Regions from separate parts of the Mus musculus genome. Here region 1 is linked to region 2. The links are chromatin loops, found by intact Hi-C in ENCODE. Cell type or tissue: left cerebral cortex. All regions are shown on one strand. Each heading gives the region's core, and the rest is flanking DNA. Links, peaks and the distances in the headings are about the cores only. Region 1 has its middle 13 kb from the start of Vps13b. Region 2 holds the start of Gm22208 (a small nuclear RNA gene).

What was found. Hi-C counts contacts between places; a loop is a spot of excess contacts. Peaks named below come from ENCODE experiments on the same cell type or tissue, not always from the same donor. Only the 100,000 strongest peaks of a DNase experiment are listed, where the experiment ranks them.
Region 1: a loop joins it to region 2, with 7 times the contacts of the local background. A loop is called at or near these places in 11 of 42 quality-filtered maps.

The regions. Positions count from the first base shown.
Region 1 is chr15:35,349,318-35,365,985 of GRCm38, reverse strand. No RefSeq gene overlaps it. Among named protein-coding and RNA genes, the nearest start is that of Vps13b, 13 kb to the left of the region's middle. In left cerebral cortex, for the core only: a CTCF peak has its summit at 13,000; a DNase peak (open chromatin) is centred at 13,008.
Region 2 is chr15:34,522,578-34,539,245 of GRCm38, reverse strand. Pop1 (processing of precursor 1, ribonuclease P/MRP family, (S. cerevisiae)) reads right to left here. Exons shown (of 16, transcript NM_026340.3): 14 at 12,929-13,083; 15 at 10,016-10,363; 16 at 8,593-9,383. The coding sequence ends at 8,741. Gm22208 (a small nuclear RNA gene) reads right to left here and starts at 7,532; the gene lies at 7,423-7,532. In left cerebral cortex, for the core only: no CTCF peak of the experiment used is centred there; DNase peaks (open chromatin) are centred at 6,492 and 9,091.

The DNA of each region.
Region 1 (16,668 bases), core at 5,045-13,044, 830 kb before region 2:
CAGCCTTATTTATAATAGCCAGAAGCTGGAAAGAACCCAGATGTCCCTTAACAGAGGAATGGATAGAGAAAATGAGGTACATTTTCACAATGGAGTACTACTCAGCTATTAGAAACAATGAATTTATGAAATTCATAGGCAACTGGATGGATCTGGAGGATATCATCCTGAGTGAGGTAACCCAATCACAAAAGAACACACATCATATTCACTCACTGATAAGTAGATATTAGCCCAGAAACTTAGGATACCCAAGATGCAATTTGCAAAACACATGAAACTCAAGAAGAAGAAAGACTAAAATGTGGATACTTCGTTCCTCCTTAGAATGGGGAACAAAATACCCATGGAAGGAGTTACAGACACAAAGTTTGGAGCTGAGATGGAAGGAAGGACTACCCAGAGACTGCCCCACCCGGGGATCCATCCTATAATCAGCCACCAAACCTAGACGCTATTGCATATGCCAGCAAGATTTTGCCAACAGGACCCTGATATAGTTGTGTCTTGTGAGGCTATGCCAGTGTCTGGCAAATACAGAAGTGGATGCTCACAGTCATCTATTGGATGGAACACAGGGTCCCCAATGGAGGAGCTAGAGAAAGTACCCAAGGAACTGAAGGGATCTTCAACCCTATAGGAGAAACAACAATATGAACTAATCAGTAACCCCAGAGCTCATGTCTCTAGCTGTATATGTAGCAGAAGATGGCCTAGTAGGCCATCATTGGGAGGAGAGGCCCTTGGTCTTGCAAAGATTATATGTCCCAGTACAGGGGAACACCAAGGCCAGGAAGCAGGAGTGGGTGGGTTGGGGAGCAGGGCAGGGGGAGGGTATAGAAATTTGATAGCATTTGAAATGTAAATGAAGAAAATATCTAATAAAAAATGTTTTTTAAAAGATAATCAAATGTATTTATCTTTTTGAGTTTGTATAGTAGCTCACACTGTGGGCTATTAGTTCTTTCTGAGCTAGGAGAGAGAGGGCTCAGTAACAGGTCAAGCTATTTTACCAAGAGTACTAGCAAAAAAAGCCTATTCCAGACACTTAACTTCTCTTGCTCTAGAACCACTCCTGGTACCATTTTGTAGTACTTTAGATTCTCAAGGGTTTATCTCCCTCAAGGAAGCAGTGCCATCAGCCCCACCCCTTAAAATATTGTGTAAGAAATTATGCCAAAATTTGTGTGTATATGACTTAGAAACAGCAGTCCTGCTAATCCAACAATGGCTGACTATGAGTGAGAAGTCCAAGAATCCAGTAGCTGCTCAGTCCATGAGGCTAGATGCCTCACCTGGTCTTCAGTGTATGCTAGAATTCCCAAGGAATGGCAGTGCAGGAATGGACTTGCTAGCAAGGTAAAAGCAAGCAGACAAAGAGCAAAAGTTTCCTGCTTCCATGTCCTTATATAGGCTGCCAGCAGAAGGTGTAGCCCAGATTCAAGAGGTGTCTTCCCAATTTAATATCTAGTTTAGAGGTGTATCAAGTTGACAACCAAGAATAGCCATCACAGCCAAAGAGGAGGGTATTCAACATAAACCCCTGGCTTCCATGTATACCTGCATACATGTGCACATACCCAGCTAAGCACATAAACATGCATAATACATGCACACACACCTACTTTGAATGTCCATTTAATCACAGTCAAAATTGCTAACAGCAAGAAAACAAATGACAGTAAATACTAGCAAAAATGTAGAGAAAGAAAAACCCTTATCCACTGTTGGTAGAAATATAATTGATGAAACCACCATAGACATCAATATGTAAAATACTAAAATCAGAACTATTGTACAACACAGTTGTATCTCTTGTAGGTATAGAGTTGAAGGAATATAAGCCAACATATCCAGGAAATAACACATCCCTTCATGTTTATTGCTGCGATACTCACAAAGGCTAAGAAAGGGAACTAAGCCAGATGTCTATTACATCAGAATTTTAAAAATGCATTTATACACAATAGAATTTTGGCATCTATAAGCAAAAATTGTATATGAATGGTAGGGTTTGGTACTGTCAATATTGTTATGGTGGCAATGCAATGCAAAGCAGTACAGAAGTATATTCACTGGGCATGGCAGCACAAGCTGTAATGCCAGCACCTGGGAGCCATTCTGGGAAATTCAGCCAGTCCCCAGCCATGCTGGGGTACATAACAAGACAGTTACCTCAGCTAGAGAGAGGAAAGAAGAAGTTTAACTCAGTGGGAGAGTGCTCCAGGCCCTGACTTTTATCCCCACTCTGTAGCACTGTAACATAGACACACAAGTCCTAAAGGTGCTTTTTTTGTTGTTTACAGAAACCAACAGTTATCCTATGAGATCTCCAGATAGCTGTGGGCCAGAGGGTTCATACTACCTGTTTCCATGGCTTACAGTATAGGGGAGGAGAGAAAGCTCTGAGTGAGTGAAGTCCTGTGTGAATATGTGCTGTTGACATGAATGCCACCTCTCAGACCCATGGGGACATGGCAAAGCCTCCTGCTACCTCACAGACTCACAGGGAAATGGCAAAGCCTTCTTTTGGTCCATATGTGGATGTTGATAATGTGTGCGGAAAGTGCCTACCATAGTTTTCTCTCTGTGGGATACTTCAGATCTGAAAACTGTGTCCCGGGCTGGTGAGATGGCTCAGTGGGTAAGAGCACCCGACTGCTCTTCCAAAGGTTCGGAGTTCAAATCCCAGCAACCACATGGTGGCTCACAACCATCTGTAACAAGATCTGACTCCCTCTTCTGGATTGTCTGAAGACAGCTACAGTGTACTTACATATAATAAATAAATGAATCTTTAAAAAAAAAAAAAAAAGAAAAGAAAACTGTGTCCCTACAGATACTGTTTCTACTGAAATTAGCTAAGCCCACATCCTTATTTAGCTGTATATAATAGCTCTGCCTTCTGTTTATCTGTACGTAATAACCCTATTGCTTTGTTCAGCTGTATACAATAACCCAGACTCTCTGTTCTCCAGTATATAATAAACATGAGGAACTCCAGGGAGCTGCAGTTTCTCCACCAGAGAGCCCAATCCACCTGAACCCACTGTCTCTAGCCAGAGCGAGTCCCTGGAGCTCTGCAGGATTCCACAAAGTGACACCCAAACAGGGACAGGAACACAGACACTGACTTCTGTGAGATGAGGGAACCTCTGAGAGAAGGGAAGTAATAAGACTAAAGAACAGTACCGAAGGAAAGGGGAGTACAATCCTGAGCATAAGAGAGAAACCCAATAGATGGATAGTTCTGTGGCGTCGCCTTGGAGAGGTTTGGAGAATGTGGGAAGTGCAGTGAAGGCATTGCCGTGTGTCGGTTCTTGGGCTGTGTTCCAGAGGCCTGTTCTTGCTTTGCAGGAAAAGGACAATGAATTCAACCACTTTGAGGAAGAGGGGGTACCAAGGGGTAGATACACGATCAAGTCCCCTATCCCACCCAGTGTGTTCCCATTTTTGCCTTCATTTTAACTATTCTATGGTTCTATTTGGCAAAAAAACAAAAAACAAAAACAAAACAAAACAAAACAAAAACCAACAACAACCAAAAAAACAAAAAAAAAAAACAAAAAAACAAGCAGCTCTGGGCAGTGACTGGCAGTCTTGGGGGGAATGGGACACTAGGCAATGTCCGCTTGGCATGTGCCATCAAACCTGATTTATAAATGCCTTGTCCAGCACAGCTCCAGAACAAACCTGTCTGAGGCAGGAAGGAATAACAGAGAACTGATTCCCCTGAAAACCAATGGAGTCATTAGTATAAAGACGTATTAGAGGACGTGACATGCTGCTGAATGAAAAAGCATGAGCCCAATAGGCTTCTCTCTGACCAGGCACTTAAAACCTTTTTTAAAGTTAATTTTATTATCATTATTATTATTATTGGTTTTTCGAGACAGGATTTCTCTGTATAGCCCTGGCTGTCCTCACTTTGTAGACCAGGCTGGTCTTGAACTCAGAAATTCACCTGTCTCTGCCTCCCAAGTGCTGGGATTAAAGGCATGCACCACCACCGCCTGGCCACTTAAAACATTAAAGCATTGCAAACAAACAAACAAATAAAGAATAAACTCTTTGGCTCGCAGCCTCTTCCCTCCACAGGCACATTTGGCTGCTTTCTCTGTTTATACTAAGGACTTCCTAGGTTTTCAGGGCCATTTCAATAACCACACAGAATTCCAGTGGGAACCAACTTTCCTGTCTGTCATCTCTTCACTTCCTCCCTGCCCCAGACACATCCGTCTCTGAAGCTGTTCAGGGCATTATTATAACCCAGCACAGCTTCAGAGGTGCACATGCCCTGCTTAGGAGTCTAATGCAAGAGGATTGCAAGTCAAGACCTCAAAAGATTAAAAAGTTATTATAGACCGTCAATAATCAAAACGATGATATTCCCACAATTATGGACTGACATGCAAAGTACAGAGTAAATTTGAGAGTGAAGACATCTATGGCCAATTGATCATAGACATGCAGGCCAATTGGAAAATAATTGTTACTAATAATTGAAAACAAATGTTACTAAGAATACTGGATATCTACTTGCAAAAGAATTGACTTATACTCAAGATATTAAAAGCAAAAATTAGTTCAAAATTAATCAAAGACTTAAATTTATGAAGTAGCCTATAAGAGCTTAGAATCAACAGAAGCCCATCTGCAAAGTAAACTGATAAGAACGTAGTAACTGTACCACAGAATCTGCTTATTTATACTGTCTTTTGTTGATATATTTTTTTACATAGAAGAACAAGATTCCATATATTTTGAAAACCTTTAACATAGTGTTTTCTTAATCTCCTGATGTTAGAATTTTTTAGGATATCTTATTAAGTGTTTACTAAATCGTGCTGATTTTGCTAAAACAAAACCTTTTTTAAGTTTAGCACCCATGAAAAGTATGTAATACATTAATATTATAAAATATATGTGGCAAAAGCCCTAAACTTGGGGACCCCATTGTTTTGTTCTGCTCAACAGTGAGGCTGCCAAGCTGCTTTCTGGGTGTTTGCCTTTATACCCATGGATTGTGCTGTGTCTGGCTTTGGTTAGGAATGCTGCTTTCTTCACTGGGTAGTGTTTAAAGCAGAGACTCCTAACCAGCCAAAGTGTGGGCTCTGGATGAATTGTCTGTATCGACCACCCTAACATGTAGCTCAGAGAACATCTATGAGAAGTGCAAAATGAAGGCTGGGAGAGAGGGAGAGGAATGCAGTGGAGGGGGGAGCTGTGAAAAGCTGGATGTGACATAGCTGTTGCACACATCAACTCACAAGAGTTGTGGTTCCCTGCACAAGATCCAAGCAAGATCTGGTCAGTTAAAGTTCTAGCATGGTTAGGGGTGGGGCCCTTGTGTCCTCATCCTTGCCAGAGACTATTGGCAGTTGATGGCTGTCTAGGGAGGGAAAGTCACTCTCCTTTGGGGGTGTAGCAGGACAACACCCAGGTGCGTATGGACACCATGAATTGGACTTGGGGTTATTTAAAAAAAAAAAAAAGTCACAGTACAATAAAAAAAAAAATCAGGGTAATTTTCTTCCACAGTTGATTTCCTTCCATATGTAAGATTTTCTTCCATAGTTATTATGTACTTATAGGCTTACCACAAATATTAGAATTTTTACAGGAAAAACTGTTCACCTGATGCCAGATTAGATTTGTTAAATTGTCCTACAGTAATAAGTAAGTTCTAGAAGTTACAGCAGCTATTTCTTATAAATCTGACCTGATGCCCACTGGTATATATTATATTAATATGTCTAATTTATTCTTCACTCTAAGAGAAATATCATCTTAAACAACCCTGAAGCTTCCTTAGATCTGAACAGTCAAGCTCATACCAACACTATAGTGTGCAGGATACAATGTTTACCGGGTGATGTGTGTGTGTGTGTGTGTGTGTGTGTGTGTGTGTGTGTTATGTGAAACTTGAGCACAAAATGCCTTAGTTGTATTTGAAATAGCCATATCCAATAAAATGAAATGACAAAGTAACCAAGGTTAACTATGTGTACACAATTATCTCATCATTGCTAGAGTTGGCTTCTTTTAATTCAAAAAAGTTGCTTTTAATATTATTCTTTAAAACATTAGGCCAGATGAACTAATTTCAGATGGCTTATTTACCTGCTCGTGGGTTTATATACCACCTGTTTTCGCTTTCTTGTACAGATGCAAAGTCAACCTCTGGGGCAAAATTCCACCTTTCTCTTTCTGCCACACAAGTGACACATAATATTACATTACCCAATAAATTTCAGTGTTTCCGCAAATGTGTAAGGTACAAAAAATGTATTCATTTGTGTGAGATATAAAAATGTACACTCACACTTCTGAAATCAACAGCCAGCCATTTCACACTTGGGCCAAAGGCAAACAAACATAATTCTCACTGGCAGCTGGACAACATTCCAAGCTGCCACCACATTAATTAACTCAATGAGACTCCACTTTAGCTCACACAGCTTGCTGCCAAGACACCTAGCAATAAATTGTTAGGTTGCATGCTGAACAAGGTAGGGGTACCATATGGTACCTGGTTACATAGAGTGGGATACTCCTGTTGAACACTAGTAGCAGACTTTTCCACTTGCTTTTTATTATGTCTTATGATTTGAGAAAAATTAGTGCATGTGCTTGTTAAAAATGATTTTGCCTGTCTCGTTGTAAAGAGTTAAGACAGTAACAACATAACAAAATAGCTTTGTCCACAAGCTCCTTCCTAAATTTCCCCAAAGAAGAAGGTCATTTAGCAAGTGCTGGGAGCCCATTAAGAATAAATTATTGGTATTAAGTCGGTAAGGAGAATAAAGAAACAATGAACGCAAATAAATTCCTGTTTCATTGGGGTCTCTGGAGACTTAGAAATGAATACAGACTGCTTATACTTGAAAATCTTCTAGCCTGGGAACCAAGATTTGAGTCTGAGCCTGACTTCTGCCTTTCACTGCCTATACCACTTTGACCAAATCATTTGATTTCTCTTATTAGTCATCAGGGTCATATGAAGGAATCTAACAAGATGTACTCATAGTTCCCAAATGTGAATTTCACATCATGCACCCCAATTCCACTCATCTCCCTGCCCCTCCATATCTGCCCTTGTAATCTCCCCCACAAAGGAAAACAAACAACAAACAAAAAAATCTGACCATAAAAGCTGTACTGTGTTAGTGTGCCCCACAGTGTACACTTTTGCCCAAACAACTTTACTTGCAAATGTTCATTGCAGTGAGTCATTGGTCTGGTTCAAGGCCTCTGACTTCTGCTACAGTGTCAATACTGGATCAAAATTAGGGCTCCTCTTGGATATCCTGTTGCCCTGTGTCATGGAGATTCTGCAGCTATGGTCCCCTTCATGTGTTTCAGCAGCTCATAGATGGGGTAGATGTTGGAATGTGTCAACTCAAAACCCTGGATCTGGGCCTGGATAGTAGGTGAGTTGGTCAGCCTGACAGCTCTCCCATGTTCACACTATTAGGGCCAGCTCAACCATTCCTATGCCACCAGCTCTACTGTGCTGCCCAGGAGAGCTGTAGGGCCCATTCTCCTGAATGCTTTCACTGGTGAGGGACAGGACCAGCTCTGCACAGTGTCCAGACACCAACATAGCCCCAGGTAGCAGCCCAGATCAGAGATATCTGCATGGCATTTGATGCTAACAGACCCCTCTCTACTGTAGGGCCATGGACTCAGTCAGATATGGCCCTTGGTGGCAGCACAGCCAGGACCTCACCATGGTCTCAGGTGGAATCGCCAGCTACTCACATCAGGTGTTTCCTCACTACCCTAAAGTCTCCAGTTCCAACTCTCTTCACTGTGCACATTCTGTTTCTCCTTCTCTTTCATCTTTCCACCACTTACTTGGTCATTTTAGTGATGCCCAGAGCTTCTGGGTATCTTCCAAGTGGCTCTAGGAGAGGGTCGTATTGGGTGTGCTCTGCCAGCCCACCTGGTGCCAAGTGGCTACCTCCCAAATCTTAATGTGAGTATCTATTTAAGGAACTTAAAATGCAGATTCTTCTATTCCCTCTTAGAGTCTTAAATTGATTTAGCTTTGAGGTGAAGCCAATAGTGTATTTGTAATAAGTAAGAAACTCTTTGGCAGACATGACTGCACTTGGAGAAGTTTCAGATTGCATAAGAACTAAGAAACCCTTACCTCTGACTATCATTCTACTCACTACACCATTACTTTCATAACTTGTGTCATATTTGAACATAACTGGGAGATAGTTTTGACTCAAGCCATAGTCTGCATGCAAAAAAAGAAGTCATACTGTGCTGAGAGAATTTTCACTCTGAGGAGCTAAACACTATCACGTTCTGTGATTCTACTAAAGTTCACCCTAGGGACCAATAAGTTTGTTAGACCCACAGAAGCACTGTGAAGAAATTTACAGAAAGGAGTGGCCTGAAGTCAATCACACGGGAAGGTCTGCCTCCAGTACGGATGCTGGCGTCCCCATGCCTGTGCAAATCAAGCCCCTTCCCTTAGTTTTTCTCGGCATGTATGTTATAACCCTGTCCCTGAAATCTCAACTCCTCATGCAGTTAAGCAGAACTACATAGAACTGGTTGGAAGAAGTGGCTAGATGCTCTGTGGAGTGCCCAGGAATTTTCCCATCCTTCTGTATTAATCGTCTCCCAGCCCAGCTGTGATGGTCTTTTGCAGCTGAACTGAATATGATAGTGGTTTGGTTTGAAAGACAGTGCTATACAGCAGTGTGACTCTACAAGTTCATGCATTTGTCAAATGGGAGGCATAAAGTGATGATGGCTTTCCCAAAAGATACTGCATGAATGTATATGAAGACTTTAAATTCAGATTAAAAACAAATAAACAAAACCTATTATCATACGGTACAGGAATTTTAATCCAGCAATGTGGCTATTCTTTCAAGGGATCACATCTGAACACCTTCTGGGTCTGTGTGATCCAGCTGGAATTCCGACAGGCCACACACCTTTAATTGTTCTTTCTGGAATACCGACATGCTTTTACTACAGACCTTTAATCCCAAACAATGAAGTTAAAGCTAGTTTGTACAAGGAAGCAGCCATGTTTGAAAGTGGTGTCTAATTGAGGGGCAGACAAAGTGATGGATCAGAGAAAGATTTGACAGAATGAGTCAGAGATAGGAAATGCCCAACTCTCATGAGTACAGGAAGCTGTGGCTACCTAAGAGCAGTGCAGAGAGAGGGCAGTTAAATCAACTGACTGCAGTGGAGTCGAGTTCCTGTGAGTTCCTACAGTTCAGTGCAGGTCAGCAGAGGATGCTGAGGCAGAGAATGAGAAGACACAAATTGCCAGGGTTAGTTTGAAACCAAGCAGGGTGCCAAGAGGCTTTTGTTTGGCAGAGTCTTGAATTGGGAAAGGAAATCTTTAGTTGCTCCACATAAAGTGCTATGCAGTACAAATTCTGTTCTATCATCTCACACACCTAACTTTTTGAAGCCTCAAAAACAGAATTCATGTTTTCACTCCTTAAAGCTATGAAATCCTTGATCCACTTAGACTTGAGCTTATTACAAGGAGATAGAAATGGATCAATTCACATTCTTCTACCTGATATCCACCAGTTGAGCCAGCACCATTTGTTGAAAATGCTGTCTTTTTTCCACTGGATGGTTTTTGCTCCCTTGTCAAAGATCAAGTGACCATAGGTGTGTGGGTTCATTTCTGGGCCTTCAATTTTTTCAAGTGCTTTTCTGCCCTTTGGTATATTCCTCAGTTGAGAATTCTTTGCTTAGCTCTGTACCCCATTTTTTAATAGGGTTATTTGAATTTCTGGAGTTCAGCTTCTTGAGCTCTTTGTATATATTGGATATTAGTCCCCCATCTGATTTAGGATTGGTAAAAATTCTTTCCCAATCTGTTGGTGGCCTTTTTGTCTTATTATCTTTTGCCCTACAGAAGCTTTGCAATTTTATGAGGTCCCCATTTGTCGATTCTCGATCTTACAGCACCCATTTGTCGATTCTCGATCTTACAGCAAGGGCCATCACTGCTCTGTTTAGGAATTTTTCCCCTGTGCCCATATTTTCGAGGGTTTTCCCCACTTTCTCCTCTATAAATTTCAGTGTCTCTGGTTTTATGTGGAGTTCTATGATCCACTTAGACTTGAGCTTTGTACAAGGAGATAAGAAGGGATCAATTCACATTCTTCTATATGATAACTGCCAGTTGTGCCAGCACCATTTGTTGAAAATGCCTGTCTTTTTTCCACTGGATGGTTTTAGCTCCCTTGTCAAAGATCAAATGACCATAGGTGTGTTGGTTCATTTCTGGGTCTTCAATTTTATTCCATTGATCTACCTGTCTGTCGCTGTACCAGTACCATGCAGTTTTTATCACAACTGCTCTGTAGTACACCTTGAGGTCAAGCATGGTTATTCCACCAGAGGATCTTTTATTGTTGAGAATAGTTTTTGCTGTCCTAGGATTTTTGTTATTCCAGATTGTAGTGGCTATTCCTGGTTGTCAACTTGACAATATTTGGAATGAACTACACTCCGGAATTGGAAGGCTCACCAGTGACCCTTATCTGGAGGCTTGGAGATCCTTATCTGGATCTTGGTTTGAAGATCTTGAGCCACAGTGGCTATGGATTCCAGAAGATTGAATCTCCGAGTTTAAGGAACACACCTTTAATGGCTAAGATCAAAAATTTAGGTGACAGGAGATGCTGGTGAGGATGAGGACAAAGAGGAACACTCCTCCATTGCTGGTGGGATTTTAAGCTTGTACAACTACTCTGAAAAATCAGGCTGGCAGTTCCTCAGTGAATTAGACATAGTACTACAGAAAGACCCAGCAATACCTCTCCTGTGCATATACCCAGAATGTGTTCCAACTTGTAATAAGGACACATGCTCCACTATGTTCATAGCAGCCTTATTTATAATAGCCAGAAGCTGGAAGGAACCCAGATGTCCCTCAACAGAGGAATGGATACAGAATGTGGTACATTTACACAATGGAGTATTACTCAGCTATTAAAAACAATGAATTTATGAAATTCATAGGCAAGTGGATGGATCTGGAGGATATCATCCTGAGTGAGGTAACCCAATCACAAAAGAACACACATGATATGCACTCACTGGTAGTGGATATTAACCCAGAAACTTAGAGTACCCAAGATACAATTTGCAAAACACATGAAACTCAAGAAAAGGAAGCCCAAAATGTGGAACAAAATAGCCATGGAAGGAGTTACAGAGACAAAGTTTGGAGCTGAGATGGAAGAAAGGGCCATCCAGAGACTGCCCTACCCGGGGATCCATCCCATATACAACCACCAAACCCAGACACTATTCCATACGCCAGCAAGATTTTGCTGACAAGACCCTGATATCTCTTGTTGAGGCTATGCCAGTGTCTGGCAAATACAGAAGTGGATGCTCACAGTCATCTATTGGATGGAACACAGAGCCCCTAAAGAAGGAGCTAGAGAAAATACCCAAGGAGCTAAAGGGGTCTGCAATCCTTTAGGAGTATTAACAATATGAACTAACCAGTACCCCCCCCCCAGAACTGTGTCTCTAGTTGCATATGTAGTAGAGGATGGCCTAGTAGACCATCAATGAGAGGAGAGGCCCTTGGTCTCGCAAAGAACATATGCCCCAGTACAGGGGAATGCCAGGGCCACGAAGCAGGAGTGGGTGGGTTGAAGAGCAGGGCAGGGGAAGGGTATAGGGGACTTCCAGGATAGTATTTGAAATGTAAATGAAGAAAATACCTAATTAAAACAAAAGCTATGAAATAGCCTTTATCCTTCATCCCTGGAAGATGTAGGAGAGCAACACAACAGCTGCAGTACTGGCCAGCCTGCTCCGGAGAAGGCTGAGCCTCCTCGATAGAATCAGTTCCTAACTTTACCTGTGGGGCAAGTGGACTGTGCCACCAGACAGAAGACCTGTAAGGTGGAAACAGGTTCAAAACCCCTGAAAAATCTCATAATTAAGAATAGCATGTGTTGGAACCAGACCCTGGCCAGACTTACCTGTTCTGGAACACATGACCATGACACAGCACTGAAGTGACCATGACAATCAGTCACATAGCATAAAAACCTGGAGTTCTCCATGCTAATGAGGTGTCTAGAGAGGCCTGAGTGTTCAGCCAATGAGCTCCCTTCCTGGGCATCTTTTCCTGCAAAGGGTATTTACTTCCTGCTTCTTCCTGAGTAAGACATATGCGTTCACATCTGCCGTGAGTTTGGACAAACAAGGATCATCTCCTTTATCAGTGACTGGGGGGAGGGGAGGCTTCGTAGTAAAAAATCCTCCCTAAATCGCTCAGAGAAGGCCTTCTCTCTTTCAACCCTTCTGTACTCTCGGCCATCACTGGGAAACAAACTGGACTCTGCCCAGTCCAAGCGCCTGCCATCACCTTCTTGACTGGTGCATACAGGATGCTAAGATTCTCAGACCACCGTTCTCAACTCCTCTGGGTCCCCAGTAGCGTCTGGGTACACAGGAGATTGAGAACCACAGCATCCTTCCCAGACCCTGCTGTTTCTCACCCGGGGAAACACAGGCTGGGGACTCCCTGTCTTGGACCCCCATCCTTAAGTGGTCTGCCTGCAGCACATGTGTATCCCAGCAGCAAGGCATACACCACAGACTAACATTTACCTATCACCTTAAAGTTCTAAGTATAAGTGCGTAAGTGTAAAGCTCAGAGTGTACGTGAGCTTGGCTAGGGGCTGCCGTTAAATTCGTGTTCTCCTCAGATGCTGAGATTAGGCTTTCAGGAGATGCTCACCAAAGGATCGTTAATTATATCCTGGAACCAATAATAAATTTTAATTTTACGACTCTTGCCCTCAAGTTTTCAGAAGCCTAGGTAGAAGTCACCAGGATGATCATTAAAAAAAGGGAGAGAGAAAGAAAGAAGAAAAGGATTCGAGTATTTTGAAACAAAACAAGTCCCCCAACCTGCTTTTCTAGCATCCCAGGTCTCTGCTGAGTGTCACAGCCTGTGCAGGCCTTCTCACCCCCTGCAGGTGGTGCTGGTACACAGGTTGTCTGGCTACATCTTTAAAGACAGTTATCTCAGCTACTAAAGCTGTTCTCAGTATTTGGTTTAAAGCTGTTGTAATGATCTAAATTACTCCTTCTCTTCACCCCAGTTATTGAGTCACAAAGAAAAACAAATACAGAAAAGGATGAGTCAGCTGGAGGTATCAGAGAGATTATCTGACATCTGATGCTAAATCTACCAGACCCAGCAATGACAAGATGCAGCTGTAGAGGAAAGATATGTTCTCTGTGTGTGTGCGTGTGTGTGTGCGTGTGTGTGCACGCAAACTGTCCTGTAATAGCTCCTGCCCACTTTCCCAAACCTGCAGAATTAGCTGGGCCAGATGGCACAGAACCATTAATCCTAGCATTCAGGAAACAGAGGCAGAGGCAGGCAGATCTCTAGGAGTTTGAGGTTTGAGGTTAGCCTGGTCTACATAATAAGTTCCTGTCTCACCCACACCCCACACCCAAAACAAAACAAAACAAAAAACCTGACGGATTAACCCCAGAGCTGTGTCTCTCACTCTCTCTGTGCTCAGGTGTCACTGGGTATTGGTAGTTGGGACTTCATTTAGAGATCTTTCGCCCCACCCACCAATGGCCCACCTCATCCACCTGCCATCATTAGTAGCTCTGTCCTCCATGGCCTTCCAGATGAATTCACTCAATGCAAATGTATTATAGTGGAATCTCCCACTCAGCTGAGAGCTCTGATAAGCAGGTTTGCCTTTCTCATCCTCTGTCACTAGTGCTTCTCCTGCACCCTGGAACATGTAAACACACATAAATTGAATGAATAAAGCAATCCATAAGAAAATTGCTAGCCAGGCGTGGTGGCGCACGCCTTTAATCCCAGCACTTGGGAGGCAGAGGCAAGTAGATTTCTGAGTTTGAGGGCAGCCTGGTCTACAGAGTGAGTTACAGGACAGCCAGGGCTACACAGAAAAACCCTGTCTCGAAAAACCAGGAAAAAGAAAAAAGAAAATTGCTAAAACTCTATAATTTTATAATAGCCTGGGACTAACGATTAATTTTAATTTTTTGTTCCTGCCACAAAGCTTTCAAAGTGGTCCAAGCAGATGTCAGTGAAGATGGCCACAAGTAAGATGCTGATGATGCTAAACTGACAAAGCAGTCCTGCAGCTAGAAACATCTCTTCCACAGCGAACCATGGAAATCTTTTCCAGCTACAAGTACTTGCTCCCCTCCCCCAACTCCTATGCCACTTTTGAATTCTGTGTGGCATCCTTAACTTTTATCAAGACGATGTTTCTGGCACTAAGATCCCGTTTGTCTTCTCATGCCATCCTCTTGCGACTGTACAAAGTTGTTGCTCAGATGCTGTGTATCTTGTGATAGCATAATAATACAAATAGGAAAGCCTAGCTATCTTTTATTTAAAACATTAAAAATGCAAGATGTAAAACTGGTAAGAGAGCCTTGACGGCAAAGGTGCTTGCTGCCAAGTCTAACAACCTAAGTTTATGTGCAGTCCCCAGGAGCCACAAGGTGAAGGAGGTAAGAGCTAACTTCCGCAAGTTGTCCTCTGACCTTCATGTGTATTCAGTTGTACATGTGTACATGTCTGCTCATGTATACACACACACACACACACACACACACACACTTCAATTAATAATAAATGAAGGGAAAGTAAAGCAAAATGTAAAGCCATACATACCATTTTTCCAACTAAATATTTTCATTTGGGAGGATACAATTATATTTCATTAGAATATATTTTTATGTTATTGTCCATTTTTGTTGTTGTTGTCCCTGCTGGAGATTGGATCCAGTACTTTGAGCATGCTAAGAATGTACCTTACCATAGAGCTACATCCTTAGCCCCATTGTTAATGTGTACTTTATTTTATTTTGTTGAGTTTTTTTTTTTACAGTAGAAATGATAGGGAAATTTTTAATTTTGATAAATTTATATATTAGTATGAGGTATATATAAAACACTTATTAGAAGATATACTGCACCTACTTGCAACAGTCTATTAGCACAAACATAAAATTTATCAAATTTAAAGCAAAGAAATGCTTTTCCGGGTACAATTTTCCAGAAAGAACAATTATTTGAGATAAGTATGTGTGATATAATTGTGTACTTTATTTTAAAGGAATGACTTCTTTAAATCTTCATTGGTTTTTGTATCTAATAAGGTAAGTACAGGGGAGTGGAGAGATGGTCCTGAGTTCAATTCCCAGTAACCACATGGTGGCTCACAACCATCTGTAACGGGATCCGATGCTCTCTTCTGGTGTGTCTGAAGGTAGCTACAGTGTTCTCATATAAATAAAATAAATAAATCTTTTTAAAAACAATAAAAAAAAGAATACATTTTTTAAAAAAGGAAAGTATAAATGGACAGAGGCCACATGAATATAAGCTCTTTTGTCACCTCAATTATAGAAAAGTATTATAAAGTGGTCTAGAGACCAGAGGGAGCCAGTGTTTATCTAAATCTTCTGCATCTTTTGAAGTCCAAGTCAGCACCTTGCTCTCTGATAAGCTGCGGCCACTGCAGCCAGAGTGGCCCTCCATCTTCCAATGTGTTTCTTGATTTGTTTTTATAAATGTTTGTGTTTTTACATTTTGTATTTTATAACTGCTCTTCCCATAAATATTTTTGAAATGAGCTTCTGTACTCGTTAATTTCCTGCCTTAAAGGCTGAAGCTTACACTTTGCTCACACTCACTCATGCACACTCTTACTTGTGCTCACTCATGCACTTACACTTTGCTCACACTCACTCATGCACACTCTTACTTGTGCACACACACTTACACTTTGCTCACACTCACTCATGCACACTCTTACTTGTGCACACACACACTTTGCTCACACTCATACACAGTCTTACTTGTGCACACAGACTTACACTTGCTCATACTCACTCATGCACAGTCTTACTTGTGCACATACTCGATCATGCACATACTTTATCTTTCTCTCCTACCAGGTAAAGAAAACCAGGTAGCAACATGCTCTCAAGTACCACCATTCTGCATTCTGATACCTACCCTTTAGTGTTTGGTTTCTCTTCTACAGACTGAGGCACTAACAATCACCTTTTGGGGACTGAAGAGATGGCTCAGGGGTTAAGAGTACACACCACTCTTACAAAGGGTCTGAATTTGGGTTTCCAGGACCCATATCAGACAGGTTGCAAGCGCCTGTAACTCAAGCTCCAAGGAACCCACCACATCTTCTGGCCTCATTGGGCACTTGTACTCATGTGTGCATGGGTACACACACACACACACACACACACACACACACACACACACCCCTAATTTAAAATAAAAATAAACTTTTTTTTTTTAACTATCTCCTTTCTTTTAAAAGGCCCATGCCAGAAGTCCCAGCACTCGGGAGGTTGAGGCAGGAATGTCAGAAACTCAAGGCCAGCCTGGGCTACATAAGTAAGTTTGAGGTCAGAAACTCAAGGCCAGCCTGGGCTACATAAGTGAGTTTGAGGCCAGCCAGCTACACAACCCTGTCTCAGAAAGAAAAACGAAACACATCGAGAATCTCTGGTTTTGAATTTCCCCAGCTGGACTAAAAAGACCTTGAGAAAACAGGTTGTCTTTTTCTCATGAAAAATGTTGGCTCTTGAGTCTCCCAGCAG
Region 2 (16,668 bases), core at 4,186-12,185:
CCACGCCACGCTGGCAGGACTGATGTTTTGTTTCCCCACTGAGAATGAGAGAAGTGAAGAGTCCTGGGTGGCTCTGTAAAAGCCGCATGCTGGGTTTGGGGACTCTTGTTCAAGGTCGTGTTTGAGCTTGTTTCTATGGTCAATACAGTTTGGTAGACACCTCCACCTGACTTATAAAATTGTGCCTAAATTCTACCTGGGAACATAGAGAGGGCTCAGATCACAGCCACCTCCTCCCCAGCCTCTAGGTGGAGTGGAACAGAGTCAAAGAGTTGTCAGTAGAAAACAGAGTTGGCAGTAGAAAAGTAAAACTCTCCAGCGGCTGTGTAGCTCCTCATGTGGGAGAAAGGCGGGTAAATGAACTGACTAGTATATCAGGAACCAAGCTCTTCCCCAACATAAGAAGTAACTCCTACCTTCCCCCCTTTCAAAGACAGGGCCCACAGACAGACCTCAAGCAGTGGGCTCAGAGAAGCTTGGGAGATGAAGTCTGAAGCTGCCCAACCCTGAAGTGGCTTCTAAGGGAATCTTTGTTCTGGTTTGGAGTCTCCTGCTACTTCTTAACTTCTGGCCTGGCAGGATGCCCTGGAAGTCTCCTATCTCCCTTTCTCCCCCAGGTGATCTACAGCTCTGGCCAGCTGCTTCATCACCCACTAGGTCCACCCTCCACTTTGAAGACCTGCAACCTCAAGATAGCCAACCAAGGGCCCAGGACTGGAGCCTTGGTTGAGCATCCTTTCTTAGCATCCACATGGGCTTCTGGAGATATGGTACAGATGACTAACATGACAGGAGCATTTGGGAAGACCAGATACAGCAGACACTGACATTTTGCTCAAAAGCAACACCCGAGAGTCAAGATGCTGCAGCTCAACTCTGAGTACCCTAACATCTGGTCACCCCCAGTCCACCAAAACTTATTCAGCTGGCTCCCCAGTGTGGGAGCCATGGGAGCCACATGGCAGATGCCTGTAAGATGCTGGGGAAAGACCAGACTCTTCAACAGCCAGCACCTAGAAATCAAGGCCTACTGAGGGATGTGGGGAGAAAAGGCACACAGTAGTCTAGAACCTCAGCCTCTGCATGTAAAACAAACAAATAAACAAACAAACAAACATCTTGCCTTGGTTTCTAACATCCCAAGAGTGTCAAGGGCAAAAATATCAGAATCCCTGGAGTAGAGAATACTCAGAAGATGGTCTAGCCTGGTGATTCTGATGACACCCCACAAAATCACCCCCAGAGCTAATGAAACCACAAACTGCTGGCCACCCACAGGCCTGGCGCAGCTGGGCTCTCTGGAGGCTGATGCTCAGAAATGTGTGCCTTTGGCAAGTGCCCAGGAGCTCTGGTGATAGCAGGGTGGTGTGGTAGCAGTGTTTGGACACCTGGGACTCTGTGAACGGCCCTGGAACATTCCTGCCTGTGGGAATCACACTCAAGGATCTGGTCCAGATGCTTGGTTTCCTCTAGGTCTGGGAATGGCACCTGAGATTCTAAGTCCCCATTGCTGAGGCTGCTGATCCCAGGAACATAAGCCTATCGGAGTCTGTTCTCTAGCATCCCCCATCTCACTGAGAAACAGAAAAAAGCCCACAGGGAAGCAACTGAGCCAGAAGAGAAGAAAATGGGGTGGGTGGAAGCTGCAAGCAAGCTGGGCAAGAACTAGTGCCTCGCACAGCTAGTCCAAGGCCAGCAGGGTAACTCCAGCTTATCATTTTCTGACCAAGTGATGGTCCTGGGGCTACCTTCCTAATGACCATTGTGGCTATACAGTGGGAAGTAGTCACAGATGGCACAGACAGGTCCCTTGATCGGGAAATCTGCTGGACCCCTGACAGCTACAGCTCTGCGTCTGGCAAAACTGACATCAGAATGCACATGCCAGCTGCTAGGGCTTGTTCCAGAGTCCACCTCAAGAAGTCACACACACGCACATACCACACACACACACTCAGGCACACTCACATAGCTCTGCAAAAGATACAACAGAACAACAGAACATTGTCATCTTGACCTGGAGGGCTCTATCTCATATTTTCCTGGCCTACTTTTGGGCATCTTTTCCTGTTGTAATGTCTTGAGAACAGGTAAAACTTGTCCTTGGGGCTTCCTTCTGATCTCCCATAGAAGTTGGATGCTAGGGGCCAGAAAATGAACAGTCTCCAGGACAACCGCAGGCTTATAAGAACGGGGTCAATGAAGATTCCTCTGCTGAAGGAAAGCTAAAGACATAAGGCTAGTTTGTTTGCCTTAGAGAAAAGAAAGCAAAAGGTTAATAAGTGACTTCAATAAAAATAAGAGTGGAAAGGAAGAGAGGGCACTGTCACTGAAGCCTTCTGCTCTGTTCGACTGGCTGGATACTGTGAGCAGGCATTACACTTTATATAAGACAGTTTCCATTATTTCTTTTCTAGACATCTTCAAGATTCAGAGAGCCCATGGGCTAGCAAGATAGTCAGTAAGAGCATCTGTGCAGTGAGCCTGAAAGCCTGAGCTCAACCCCCACATCTCACAGAGAAGTGACTCCTGAAATTGTCTTCTGACATCAACACGTGAGCCACACATGCACGCACAAACACACAGAAACACATATACAAACTCACACATACACAAACACACACAAACACCCATATACAACCACACCCATACACACATAAAAATACACACATATAAACAAACACACACACACTTCATAGAACTAGACTAGGGAGATGGTCCAGTTCATAAGAGCACTTGCTCTGAAGCATAAGGACCTGACTTTAAAGCCCCACAGCCCATGGGCATAGCTGTGCAGACCTATAACCTCAGCACTTGAAAACAGAGGTAGCTGGATCCTGAGAGCTGATTGGTCAGCCAGGCTAACCCAAACAATGAGCTTCTGGTTCAGAGAGAGACCTTATCTCAAGGCAGTATGGTGGAGAGAGGTACAGGAAAGCACACAACATCTTTCTCTGGCCTCTACAATCTGATGCATGGATGCACACACCACAGTTACACACACACACACACACACACACACACACTCCACATAACAAAATTTCGTCAATTAGGATTCTGCCCAAATGGGTATACCCTCTAAAAGATGGAGTACTGATTAATCTAAGACCACATAAATACCCTTAGTAACAAGGATTTTGCACAACAGAATTGTATTTTAATAGGATCTTTCTAACCACAGCCTATGCTCATGGTCTTGGCACCACCTAGTGGCTTACTTGCTCATTACAACTTTTACCGGACCTCTGATCACTTAAAATTTCAATTCAACAAAAATATATTAGATAGAAGTGATGAGTTAAGAGCCAGGAAGGAAGCTATACTGAAACATTAATAAAAGACACGGTCTCACCTTCCTGAGGCTGATGTGTAAGAGTTATACAAGTACATAATGCAAACATGATTACACACTGCGAGGTAACCAGGAAATGAAATTGTCATGGGCTGGAGGAAGATGTACGTAGAAGAATGGCTTTAGTTTTGATTTTGTGTTTTGAAACAGTATCTCACTAAGTAGCTCAGGCCTATCTTGACCTCTTCATCCTCTGGCTTCAACCTCCAACGGGCTGGGGTTGTGGGCATGCACTACCATGGTCTATAAAAGCAACGTATTTTAAGTGAGTGGCAGGTAAGGCCACTAAAGTCAAGCCCATACAGATGAGACGGAGTTGGATGAGGATATTCTGTGAAAACAGAGCAGGTCTTTGCAAAGGCAAATGGATCAAGGTCTCAAGCGCCTATGGAAAGAGCACAAAGTCCAGCTTGTCCGGAACACCGTGAGCAGGCCTAGCAGGCTATGATGAGGCTGGACTGAAGCTAGGAGTGTGTCCTTAAATGAATGCACACATATGGGGAGATGGGGTGGCGTTGGGGTTGTCCCCAAGGACAGAATCCGGTTAACTTTATACTTTTTCAAAATGGATTGGGAGAGGTTGGAAATACTTTGAATTGAGTTTGGACACTCACTTGACCCCAGCTGGATTTCAGGGATTTCAATGACCTGTGTCGGTTTATGGCTGGCTGCCCTGCCCTTTCCCTTAACTGACAGGCACACCCCTAGGGGGTTGCAGTAGAACCTCTTTTTAAGAGTCAGAATAGTGGTTCTAAATTTGGGGCCTTTTAGGCACCACTAAGTCCAGTTAAATTGACATCTCAAGGAGTGGGTAGCATGCTTTACCAGCAAAACTGAGAACATCTGAGCTTGGGACATTCTTACCAGGAGAGGAAAATATCAAAACAAAGTACTTGGGTTGGGGGAGGGGACAGGGGGTTTTCGGAAGGGAAACCAGGAGAGGGGATAACGTTTGAAATGTAAATAAAGAAAATATCTAATAATAATAAAAAAAAGAAATAAAAAGAAAAAAAAAGCCAAAGTACTCTGGGATACTGGAATCACGGAATCACACAAGTACCAGCCAGGCTGGTTTTTGCTTTGATTGGTCCATTGGTTTTGTTTTTTAAAATGAGTTTGTCCCAGGTAGAATTCCCAGTCTGGACCACAATGTCTCATTAAGTTTCCACCTAGATGTCAACAGCTCAGAAGAGCTGATGTCATAGAGGGATACAGTTTCTTGGTGTAGACGAAGCTGGCTAAGCAGACAGGAGTTATGAGACATCTGAGACTCCATTACTCATTCACAGGTCTCTGAAGTCAGAGGGTCCAAAGAGGCAGGCCTCTCGGCCCCAGTGGAGTCACACATCATAAGGACCCAGAGAGCAGCTAGCAGATGCTCATACTTTGGCTCAGGCTTGGGCTCTCAGGTGATTCTCATACAGACAAGCCAGAGATGAAACAACATCCTATAGCATCCTATAGTTCTGGGGAGACCTGCCCAGAACTGTGTAACTAACTTGCTATTCTGACATCTGCAACTAACACAGTGTGTGTGTGTGTGTGTGTGTGTGTGTGTGTGTGTGTGTGTGTGTGTATGTGTTTGGGGGGGGGGAGTTACGCGCGAGAGCGCACAAGCGTAGGCAAGTACACACACATGGATGTGCAAGTGCATGTGTGCATAAGTGTATATGTTTGTGTGTGTAAGTGTGTAATGTGCATGGCTCAGTGTGTGTGTACAAGCATACTCTACTATGTGAGCATAGGTTCTCATTTTAACCAATTAAACCCTCCACTACTTTTTCTTAAAAGATGCCCACTCATTTATATCTTAATGCTTAAATGGATAGCTCGGGAAAGCTAGTGGTAGTTCTCATCTAGATGGTGGAAGTCGGGTGATTTAAATTATTTTGTTGTTAACCACATACAGCAGTACAAGAAATCAAAATACTCTGAAGGCTGAGACAGGATTATGAAGTCTGCCTGGGAAAAGAAATTTTCTGCTAGACACAGCAGTTCATGACTGAGGTAAGAAAATGCCTGCAAAGACAGTCTCAAACCACCAACAAATACTGGTGTCGGCTTCGCTCTCTGATTTTCCTGATGAAAACAGTCAACTGGCATTCAGTCTGTTTCTTTTCCTGTTGCTGCCGCCACCCTGACAAAAGCAACCCAAAGGAGAAAGGGTTTATCCTGGCTCACAGTTCAGGAATACACCCCACCCCATCATAGTGAGGAAGTCGGACAACTGGAGTGAAACATCTGATCAGACCCCATTCACAATCAGGAAAAAAGAACGCTGTGGCTCAGATCATGTTCTCCGTTTTATGCAGCTCAGGGTCCCATCCTGGGATATGGTGTTTTCCACGGCAGCAGGTCTTCCTGCTTCAATTAACCCCATAGGTGTATCTGGTGGCTTGCCTTAGACAATCCTTTACAGGTCTTCCTGCAGGCTTGTCTCTAACAGATCTTGAAATTTAACACTTCATATATTTTAAGACTATGACCCAGAAGCTGAGAATGGTGATGGAGCCTTCTAGTCCCAGGACCAGAACTCAGGAGGCAGAGGCAGTTGGACCCTCTGAATTCAAGGCCAGCCTGGTTCTAGAATAGCCAGGACTATGTAATGGCATACACTCGCCCCAAAAAATGCAAAACAAAACCACCCAAAATTAATTTTGTCTTATATGGCTGTAACTGGTCCAAGTGTTCAACTTACAATCTTTGGGACAGCACCTGACTTTGTGGGCCTTGACATCCTTGTCCCTCAATAAGAGGACAGAAAGCCATTGTCACTTACTCCATGTCTATTCCATTGATAGAGAGAACAGGAACCCTACCAGTCTTGGATTTGGATCTCTCTGACAGACCACCACTTTTTCAAAAAGATATGTCAAAAAAAAAGCGTATGTTTCCTGGACAATAGGTATGGAGGGCAGTGGCTGTGCAAGACAGACTCTTCTTCCCTGCAATCGCCACTATGCAAATATGCACGAGGAATCTGCAGTGGAACACAGTACAGCTCTTCCCAGATTCACCAGGTCAAGAGAACTGTTCCCAGGACAGTGCTCTAGGAATAGATTTGCGAATACTCTATCACATGGCTCTTTGACAGAGAAGAGTGAGCAGCAGGCAGAGCACTACAGACCGCAGCTGGGGAGCCAGCCACACAGTATACTCAGACTTGCCAGGGGAATTGCTAAGCAACAAAATGGCATTCCGCCTACAAAGCAAGTGTGTAAGAGTCCATACCTACTACTGACATCGGGTGATATTTTTCTGTTTACAGACTGCAACTTACCTTGTTTTTTTTTTTTTTTTTTTCAGCTCATCTGAGTTGGACACTGAAGGAGGCTGGCATGGCTCAAGCCTCAACCATAAAGCCTGTTGTCTTTTCCCAACCCATGTCAAAAATCTCCAAGGAGAAAGAGCCCTAGTGGCACTTACTGGACCACCCAAAGAGCTTGTTCCCACCCCATTTCAAGACCTCCAGTGAACCCTGACTGCACTGGTGTGGCCTGCTGTTTCATCACCCTGCTGAGAGTGCTGTCCTGTGTCCGGGACACACAAACCAGAGCATGTTTTTACTAACTGGTCCTACAAAATGTTTATCCAAAAAAGAATAAGATCAAAGAGAGAGAAAAATATTATGTATTCTTATCTACTTCCTGGAGATTCCCAATGTCCACTGCCACACTCAAATTCCAGAAATCCTTTAATTACAAAAGGAAAATTTTTTTAAAGATTTATTTACTATGTATACAACATTTTGCCTTCATGTATGCCTGCAGGCCAGAAGAGGCCATCTCTCATTACAGATGTTTGTGAGCCACCACGTGGTTGCTGGGAATTGAACTCAGGACCTCTGGAAGAACATATAGTGCTCTTAACTGCTGAGCCACCTTTCCAGTCCATCCTCTCCCAAAAAAAAAATGTTTTTGCTTAACCTAAATTATCTTAAATCAACCTGATCTTGGGTTTTGCTTTGTTATCATATTTAACAGAACATATTTTGAAAATGAACCATCAAGGCCTCCAGAAATTATCTGTAAAGACAATGTTTTTTTTTAACTAGATTTTTTTTTTAATTGAAATATTTTCTCTTGTTGCTTCATGAACCTCCATGTCATCCTTGCACAGGGGCTGTGCTAATCTTCTCTGTATCTGTATACAACTTTTATAAGTGCTCTAAAGCGAGCACTCTGGTTGCTTCTTAACTAGCTGGGCATTCCACTGTACCACTCTAGATGTCATATGACATCATATATGATATCATGAGGGTGGCAGCCATCCATATTGCAGCCCACAGGCTATGCAGTACCCAGGATCTCCTTAATAGTTCCAGAAAGTTCTCTAAAGATCAACCAGACAGTTTTGACAATCCAATAAAGAGTAGTATTTCCATGGCATTTTTTTGAAAGATTAAGAAACAACAAAGCCCTGTGTTCCATCCAATAGATGACAATGAGCATCCACTTATGTATTTGCCAGGCACTGGCATAGCCTCACCAGAGACAGCTATATCAGGGTCCTTTCAAGTACCCAAGGAGCTGAAGGGGTCTGCAGCCCTATAGGTGGAACAACAATATGAACTAACCAGTACCCCAGAGCTCGTGTCTCTAGCTACATATGTAGCAGAAGATGGCCTAGTCGGCCATCACTGGGAAGAGAGACCCCTTGGTCTTACAAACTTTATATGTCCCAGTACAGGGGAATGCCAGGGCCAGGAAGTGGGAGTGAGTGGGTAGGGGAGCAGGGTGGGGGGAGGGTATAGGGGACTTTCAGGATAGCATTTGAAATGTAAATGAAGAAAATATCTAATAAAAAATTGAAAAAAAAAAAAAAAAGAAACAACAAAGCAACACCAGGGAGTGCAGCACACTGTCACACACCCAGCCCACTTGACAATACACAGCCACATGTGATTTCTTTATGGCACACGATGTTAGCTCAGCAAGACATAACTGAGTGCAGCCACACACCTTGGGCCTCGGATGCAGGGCCAGGCACCTCCAGCATCTGCCTGTTTCTTTAGCTCTGATGTGAGGCTCGAACCCTGGCCTTCATACATGAAAGAGCTTGACCACTGAGCTATAACCCAGGATCCTACAGTCTCTTCCTTAGAAAAAATCGTTAACAGTTATTGTTGCACATCATGTGACTATAAAATTTCTAATACAAAGTGTTCAGCTAGCATGTTAAACAATTAAGCATATTCCCAGGACAGGAAAAGATGGAAAAGAGTCAGATTAAAAACAAATCATCATCCACATGATTACATAATTTTAATTCTTGTTTCCACGCAGTTCCACAATATATCTTAAATCAGATGGTGACAGAGACAGCCAGGACTTTCTGTGAGCTTTGACCAAAATAGTTATAATTTAAGACCAGGCTATAAACTTAAATTCACACCTCAATGGTAATTCTTGCAAACCGATACTGCAGTGAGGTTGGAGGCCGCAGCAGCACCAGGCCCCTCATGGCTGCTGACTGGCTGGACAACATTTCCAGCAAGCCGGTCATACTAACAAACCCTAAGGCTTCTCCACAGCCAGCAGCCATAGAAAAATCTCCCTGTGTGACAAAGCCTAGGAGGAGCCTGGAGCAGTGTGAGGTTAGTCCTGGAAGGGGGCCTGACCACAGCCCCTGCGTCAGAGCTTCCTGCCCAGCTATGGGCGGCCCTGCGGCCTGGCCCTCGGAGGCTCTGTGTTCCCCATCCTGCCTCTTCTCCTTTTTCTTCTTTTCTTTCTCCTTCAGAATCAGGCTTTTAAATGGGTCGCTGTGTCTGGATTCCCAGGGTCCATGGTAGCACTGATCCTGACTGAGCCGGTGCAGGTCCTCCTTAGATGGGACACAGATCATGGTGTGAGGCTCTGGGCTGCCCTTCCTGAGCAGGGACAAGCTGACCCACACCAGGGCTCTGGGGAAGTCATTCAGAATGGACAAGCAGACGTTACTAGTCAGTTCTTGCTGAGCTCTGCAGGGAGCCCTCCTGATCTCAGAACTGGGCCCACACCAGGACGAGAGCTGCTTCAGCAGTTTCCTACTCCTACATAAAGCAAGGGACAAAGTTAAAAACCATTTAAAGCATGACATATACTTAGTTCCAATAATCTTTTCATGTCTGTCATTTCAAAGATTATAGAATTGGGCCAGAGAAAATAAGGCATTCAGAAAAATAAGATAAAAATAAGTAGGGTTATAACTAAAGCAAGAAAAGCAATAGGAGGAGAGTTTGAGAAGAAACAGGGATATAAAAATCTTAAGATAAATAAGGTGGACAAAAAGACTACTCAATAGGAGAGTGCACTGTCGGGTCTGAGTGGGCAGTGCTCTCTGCACATGGTAGCAGAAGCAACTCCACCCTGCTATGAGGAATGGCTGCTGGTCCATCCCACATCCACACAATTCACAACTGGAGAGGCTGGCTCAGAACAGAGGCTTGTCACCAATCAGGGCCACCTGGCCAAGGACAGTATTTTCAACCACTTCATAAGTTAGTACCATGTCTCAAATCATGTATTAAACTGTTTCCCTAGGCCCTCTATGAAACATCAAAGGAATGGCTCCCCTTTTCAGAAAGTCATGAGTTAGCATATAGGAACAAGGTAATGTTCATACCCAGAGCCTGTTCAATATGGAAAACTATTCAAAATGTACCTGGCAGCTGCCTATACTTACCGAACAACACAGAGCTGGCTACCTGTGGTAGCCATATGAGCCTCACTGGCATTCCATTCCATGGCCACTTTGGTCCCCTCCTGCGCTTGACAGCCTGTAACTTCTGGCTTCCTGGGTTGGTTTTCAGCTATGCCTGCCTCATTAGATAGTTGGCAGATCTCTTTGGGGACACAAGGCACTCCAAGCCGTCTTGGGTCAGTCTCCTGAGCACCAGGCATTGAAGCTATAATAGCTGCCTCTTGGGCATGAACCCTGGACTCCCAGTCCCGAGTCAGCTGTTCCCAGGGACAACAGAAAGGAGCCAGTGTGCCAAGCTTAACATAGTTGGGCCTTTTAGCAGGAGGGCGTCTAACGAAAAAAAGAAATAAATTTTAAACTACTGGAGAATTAAAACAGCCATGATTATTATAACACATCTCCAAATAACACACCACACACACACACACACACACACACACACACACACACACACACACGCCTTCCCGCCTGCCTCTGCCTCCCTAGTGCTAGGTTTAAAGGTGCACCCCACCATAACCAGCACCTAGCCATGATCAGGGGAGCTTCATTTGGCAGTGGGTGACAATTCATGCAGTCTTATAACTTGCCAAAGTCTCGAGAATCGGTGCTTGGCCATAAACACGTGCATCACTCCCTCCAAGGCCCGGGAACAGTGGGGCAGAAAGACAGAACTGAAAGAACTCATGCAAGTCTCAGACACACAGAGGCTACCTACAAAGATCAAGCCAGTCGAAACTCCAGGGGGCGGGAGCCAGGTAGGTGAGGGTGGGGTAAGGATATGATATATGCTTTTAAGTCAGGCAGTGGTGGCACACACCTTTAACGCTAGCACTTGGGAGGCAGAGGCCAGCCAAGTGAGCTCCAGGACAGCCAGGTATACACAGAGAAACCATGTCTTGAAAAATCAAAGAGAACAAAAATCCCCACGTGGATATGGGAGGGGCTCCTGGCTCTGAGGAGCTACTGACTAGTAGCCCAAGGAGTCATTTTCTTCAGTGGTACAGCAATTGTTAAGTTGCCTATGCTCCAGTAAACAGCATATATCCACTGCCACGGCCATGGCCACACCCATACAAGCAACCTGTATTAAATCAATGAGTCAAAAATAAAAAGTCAGGGAAACAGGAGGAGCTGGGAAATGGAGGTCAGTAGGAATGGGCAGGGTGGTAAGAGAGGACTATGGGGCAGTAAATGTAATTACAGTACCCTCTATAGAAGCATGACATGATCAAATAAAGTAAAGAAGAAACTAACGTCGCTTTACTCTGTGCCTGTTGGAGCCACAGAGCCAATAGCAGGCTTGAAATAAATATGTGCTGGATGAATGAATGACTCAGACAAATATAGAGATGGGTTTAGGGAAAAGTTCCCCAAAGCACCGGCCAGGAGAGCAGAGGCACCCCACAAGGCCGCTGATGAGACATAGTGCACATTCACGTTGCAGCCTTACAGGGTCAAACTCCACCCTGCGCCACAGCTGGCAGCTGAGCCACATGGGCCAGATCTGCCTTTATATGACCCAGACGCTAAGAATGATTTTCATATTTCTAGTCATTGGAAAAGGAAAATGATCCTATTTTATGACTGAAAATTATATGAATTCCATAAGTGAGTGAGCCAGAAATAAGCCCTGGTTGGACTCTAGCATACTCTGTTTTTGTCACCTGGGACTGCTTCCTTGTCCCAGTGACAAAGCTGAGACCTTGTCACAGAGACAAAAGGGTCTACAGTCATAAGTGCACATCATTTGGCCCTCTACAAAAAAGTCTGCCAACATTTGCTGTACGATCATTACTTATTGATATAGGGAAACCGACACACTGGTTAAATGAAAAGGTCAGGTTTCAAAGTAGTATGGGTAACACCATTCTTGTATTTGGGAGGTTTTGTACCTACAGAGAATATACATGAAAGAGTCTAAATAGTGAATAGTAAACATTCTCAGCTACAGGACTTGGCCACACCGTACTGGTGGCGCACAGACACAGCACAGAATGGCTGGGAAGCTGATCCAGGACCAGGTCACAACTTAGTCACTAACACCTGTCTATCATTCAACAAATGGCTCGAGAGCCAGCCAACTCTACACCACTCAGACACACAGACACAGACACAAACACACAGACACAGACACACACACACAGACACAGACACATACACACACTCACACACGTGCACACCACCTCTGTCTGTGGTTGTGGGAACAGCAACTCCCAGCAAAGCCACTGCAACATTCAATTATCAAACAACAAATGTTAGAGAGGACCAGCATACACCACCCATGGCTAGATCTATAAGCACCACAAACAAGAGAGTTTCTGTGCTTCCAGGAACCTACAATTTAATGGGAACATGGGTTCCTATAGTTTACCTAGACTTCTCTATATAACAGAAATAAAGGCCCTCATTCACTTGTTTCCAATGAAAGATATATAAGAAAGGCTACAAGGATAATACTAGAATATTAAAAACAGTGCATATGTATCTCTGGATGGAAGAATTGTATCAGTTTAAAGTGTTTTGCCTACTTCCATGGTTTCGTTAACTTTAATAAATTAGTACTATTCCAAAACCAGGTTTTCTTAAAAAGTACAATTTCTGTAAGAATGGGGGTACAGGTAGGATAGTGATGAGATCCATAGCAAGTATCTGAAGTGTATGTCTGTAGTTCAGACATCCATCACTGAAGTTGGAAAATAACCTAGAAAAGGGCTGGACCAGATAGGCCTCTACAGGACAAAAAAGTATACCCTGGCTCCAAGCACTTCTTGGTAACAGAGAACGCAAGGAAAGGCTTTCCACTACCCACAGTTACTGCAGCCATCCCCAAGCCAGCGGGCGAGGAAAGCAGGAACCCCCGGCCCGAGAGCAGACTGAGAATCGTTCCTTCCTTACCGTCTGTACTTCTCTAGAAGATCCTTAGCTTGATCTTCAGCAAACAGAACTCCAGCACGGCAGTCTGGGAAATCGCCTGGGATGTTAGGAGACCGTCTGTATTGAGAATGCACTGTAGCCTCTTTTAGTCCACCAACTCGTGCACCTCGGTAGATCTAACAGAAAAGCCAAGGGGCCCTGTCAGTTTACTAACCTGAAGTGAAATTGCTTAACTGTCCATATAGGGGCATGAGAAACAAGCTTACAGCCCAGCACAAGGAAAATTGATAAATTCACACGTTAAGAGAATCCTACAACCAAACACCAAACAATAGTAAAACTGAATGGATGAAACTTCAGTCAACATGGGAAATAACTCAATATCCAATAAGCCAGTTGCAGACCCATACGCGATAGGCATATAGATTAAAAATGTGTACTTACAGAGATACAAGCATCTGATAAAGACCATGCACAGAGGGAACAAACACCAAATCCTAATTGTGGTACTTTAGGAGGAGAGCTAAGAGATGTGAGGGACATGGAACATTGCCAGCGAAGCTGTAAGCTTTGTTTCCTAATCGGAACACAGGCACAGGGCACATACTGAAATATGCCTAACTGTCTGGGGATGCAGCTCAGTGACAGAGTGCTTCGTAGACTGGCCAAGACCCTCAGCTCAATACTCAGTACTGAGGAAAAAGCAAACAAAAATTTTCCTAACAAAAAAAATTAAGAGGAACAATTAAAATAAAATCCCCTTCCTAAATGATTAACAGTTTGCACTAGGCAAAAATTACTAAAAATGTAATTATCTGCACAAACCTAGCAGTCTACAATGACATAGCTCTTACCATATCTAGCAGAGTAATACTTAAACTCAGAAGATGCTCACACACAGATTTTAATAAAAATTTTGGCTACAGTTAAAAAATGGGAACAGTATATGCTTATACTTAGCACTTAAAAATCACAACAGTATGCTCTATACTGCTGTAAAAGCTAAGCTAAACTTATTCAAGTCAAAAATGCAACATTATTGTTGCCTATTTTTAAAAAAAATAATAGGGCTAGAGAGATGACTCAGCAGTTAAGAGCACTGACTGGAGCCGGGCGTGGTGGCGCACGCCTTTAATCCCAGCACTCAGGAGGCAGAGGCAGGTGGATTTCTGAGTTTGAGGCCAGCCTGGTCTACAAAGTGAGTTCCAGGACAGCCAGGGCTATACAGAGAAACCTTGTCTCGAAAAACAAGAGCACTGACTGGAAGGGCGCAGATTCCTTCCGGTCGGCACCAGCGCTGCCGGGTCACCTTGGGCGCCAACTCTGAGGATGGTCTCATGTCCCCAGAGGACTCTCCAAGCCCAGGATCTTAGGATCATTAGTGAGTGGAACACAGCATTGGTTCCAAACCAATCGTGACAGGCCTGTGACAGCAGGAGCAAGGACACAGGAGCCTTGCCTGACCAGCAGCTCAGGTTCCTTCTGATCGGTGCTGGTATACCTTGTTTTCGAACACACCAGACAGCCCCACGGTCCCCAGAGGAGACACCACTTCCAGTCGCTGTAACAAGCCTACATCTTAGGATTTCAGGATACCAGGATACCAGGAGCTTGGTCATACCAGGATCTCAGGGTCTCAGAAGAAGCTTACTGCCAAGAACTCTGATACACCCAGAATCTCAGGTTCACTGGATCCTGGATTCAAAGGATCACAGAGAAAGCTGGACTCTGAGGAGTCCTGAATCAACCAGGATTATAGGAAGGACAGGTTCCAATCACACATATTGAGGGCAACAAGCACTTAAGATAATCAGATGGCGGGAGGCAAGCATAAGAACAGAAGCAACAGAAACCAAGGTTACTTGGCATCATCAGAACCAAACTCTCCCACCATAGTAAGTCCTGGATCTAGTCCTCCCACCATCACACCAGAAAAGCAAGACATGGATCTAAAGTCACTTCTCATGAAGATGATGGAGGACTTTAAGAAGGAAATAAATAACTCCCTTAAAGAAATACAGGAGAACACAGGTAAACAGCTAGAAGCCCCTAAAGAGGAAACACAAAAATCACTTAAAGAGTTATAGGAAAACAATACCAAACAGATGAAGGAATTGAATAAAACCTTCTAGGATCTAAAAATGGAAGTAGAAACAATAAAGAAATCACAAAGGGAGACAACTCTGGAGATAGAAATCCAAAGAAAGAAAATCAGGAACCATAGATGCAAGCATCAACAACAGAATACAAGAGATGGAAGAAAGAATCTCAGGTGCAGAAGATCCCATAGCAAACATGGACACAAGGATCAAAGAAAACGCAAAATGCAAAAAGATCCTAACTCAAAACATCCAGGAAATCCAGACACAATGAGAAGACCAAACCTAAGGATAATAGGTATAGATGAGAATAAAGATTTTCAACTTAAAGGGCCAGTAAATATCTTCAAAAAAATTATAGAAGAAAACTTCCTGAACCTAAAAAGAGAGATGCCCATGAACATACAAGGAGCCTACAGAACTCCAAATAGACTGGACCAGAAAAGAAATTCCTCCTGACACATAATAACCAGAACTGCAAATGCACTAAATAAAGATAGAATATTAAAAGCAGTAGGGGAAAAGGTCAAGTAACATATAAAAGCAGACTTATTAGAATTACACCAGACTTCTCATCAGAGACTATGAAAGCCAGAAGATCCTGGACAGATGTTATACAGACCCTAAGAGAACACAAATGCCAGCCCAAGCTAACTCTCAATTATCATAGATGGAAAAACCAAAGTATTCCATGACAAAACCAAATCCACATAGTATCTTTCCACAAATCCAGCCCTTCAAAGGATAATAAAGGGAAAACTCCAACACAAAAGGGAAATTATGCCCTAGAAAAAGCAAGAAAGTAATTCATCAACAAACCTAAAAGAAGATAGTCACAAGAACAGAATCCCAACTCTAACAACAAAATTAACATGAAGTAACAATTACCTTTCCTTAATATCTCTTAATATCAATGGACTCAATTCCCCCCCAAAAAAGACATAGACTAACAGACTGGCTACATAAAAAGGACCCAACATTCTGCTGCTTACAGGAAACCCACCTCAGGGAAAAAGACAGACACTACCTCAGAGTAAAAAGCAGGAAAACAATTTTCCAAGCAAATGGTTCCAAGAAACAAGCTGGAGTAGCCATTCTAATATCGAATAAAATCAACTTCCAACCCAAAGTTATCAAAAAAAGACACTTCATACTCATCAAAGGTAAAATCTTCCAAGATGAACTCTCAAGTCTCAATATCTATGCTCCAAATGCAAGGGCATCTACATTCATTAAAGAAACTTTAGTAGAACTCAAAGCACACATTGCACCTCACACAATAATAGTGGGAGACTTCAACACCCCAATTTCATCATCAATGGACAGATCCTGGTAACAGAAACTAAACAGACGCACAGTGAAACTAACAGCAGTTATGAAACAAATGGATTGAACAGATATCTACAGAACATTTTATCCTAAAACAAAATGATATACCTTCTTCTCAGCAAAACTGACCATATAATCAGTCACAAAACAGGCCTCAACAGATACAAAAATATTGACATTATCCCATGCATCCTATCAGATCACCACAGACTAAGGCTGATCTTCAATAATAACATAAATAATAGAAAGCCAACATTGACGTGGAAGCTGAACAACACTCTCCTCAATGATAACTTGCTCAAGGAGGAAATAAAGAAATTAAAGACTTTTTAG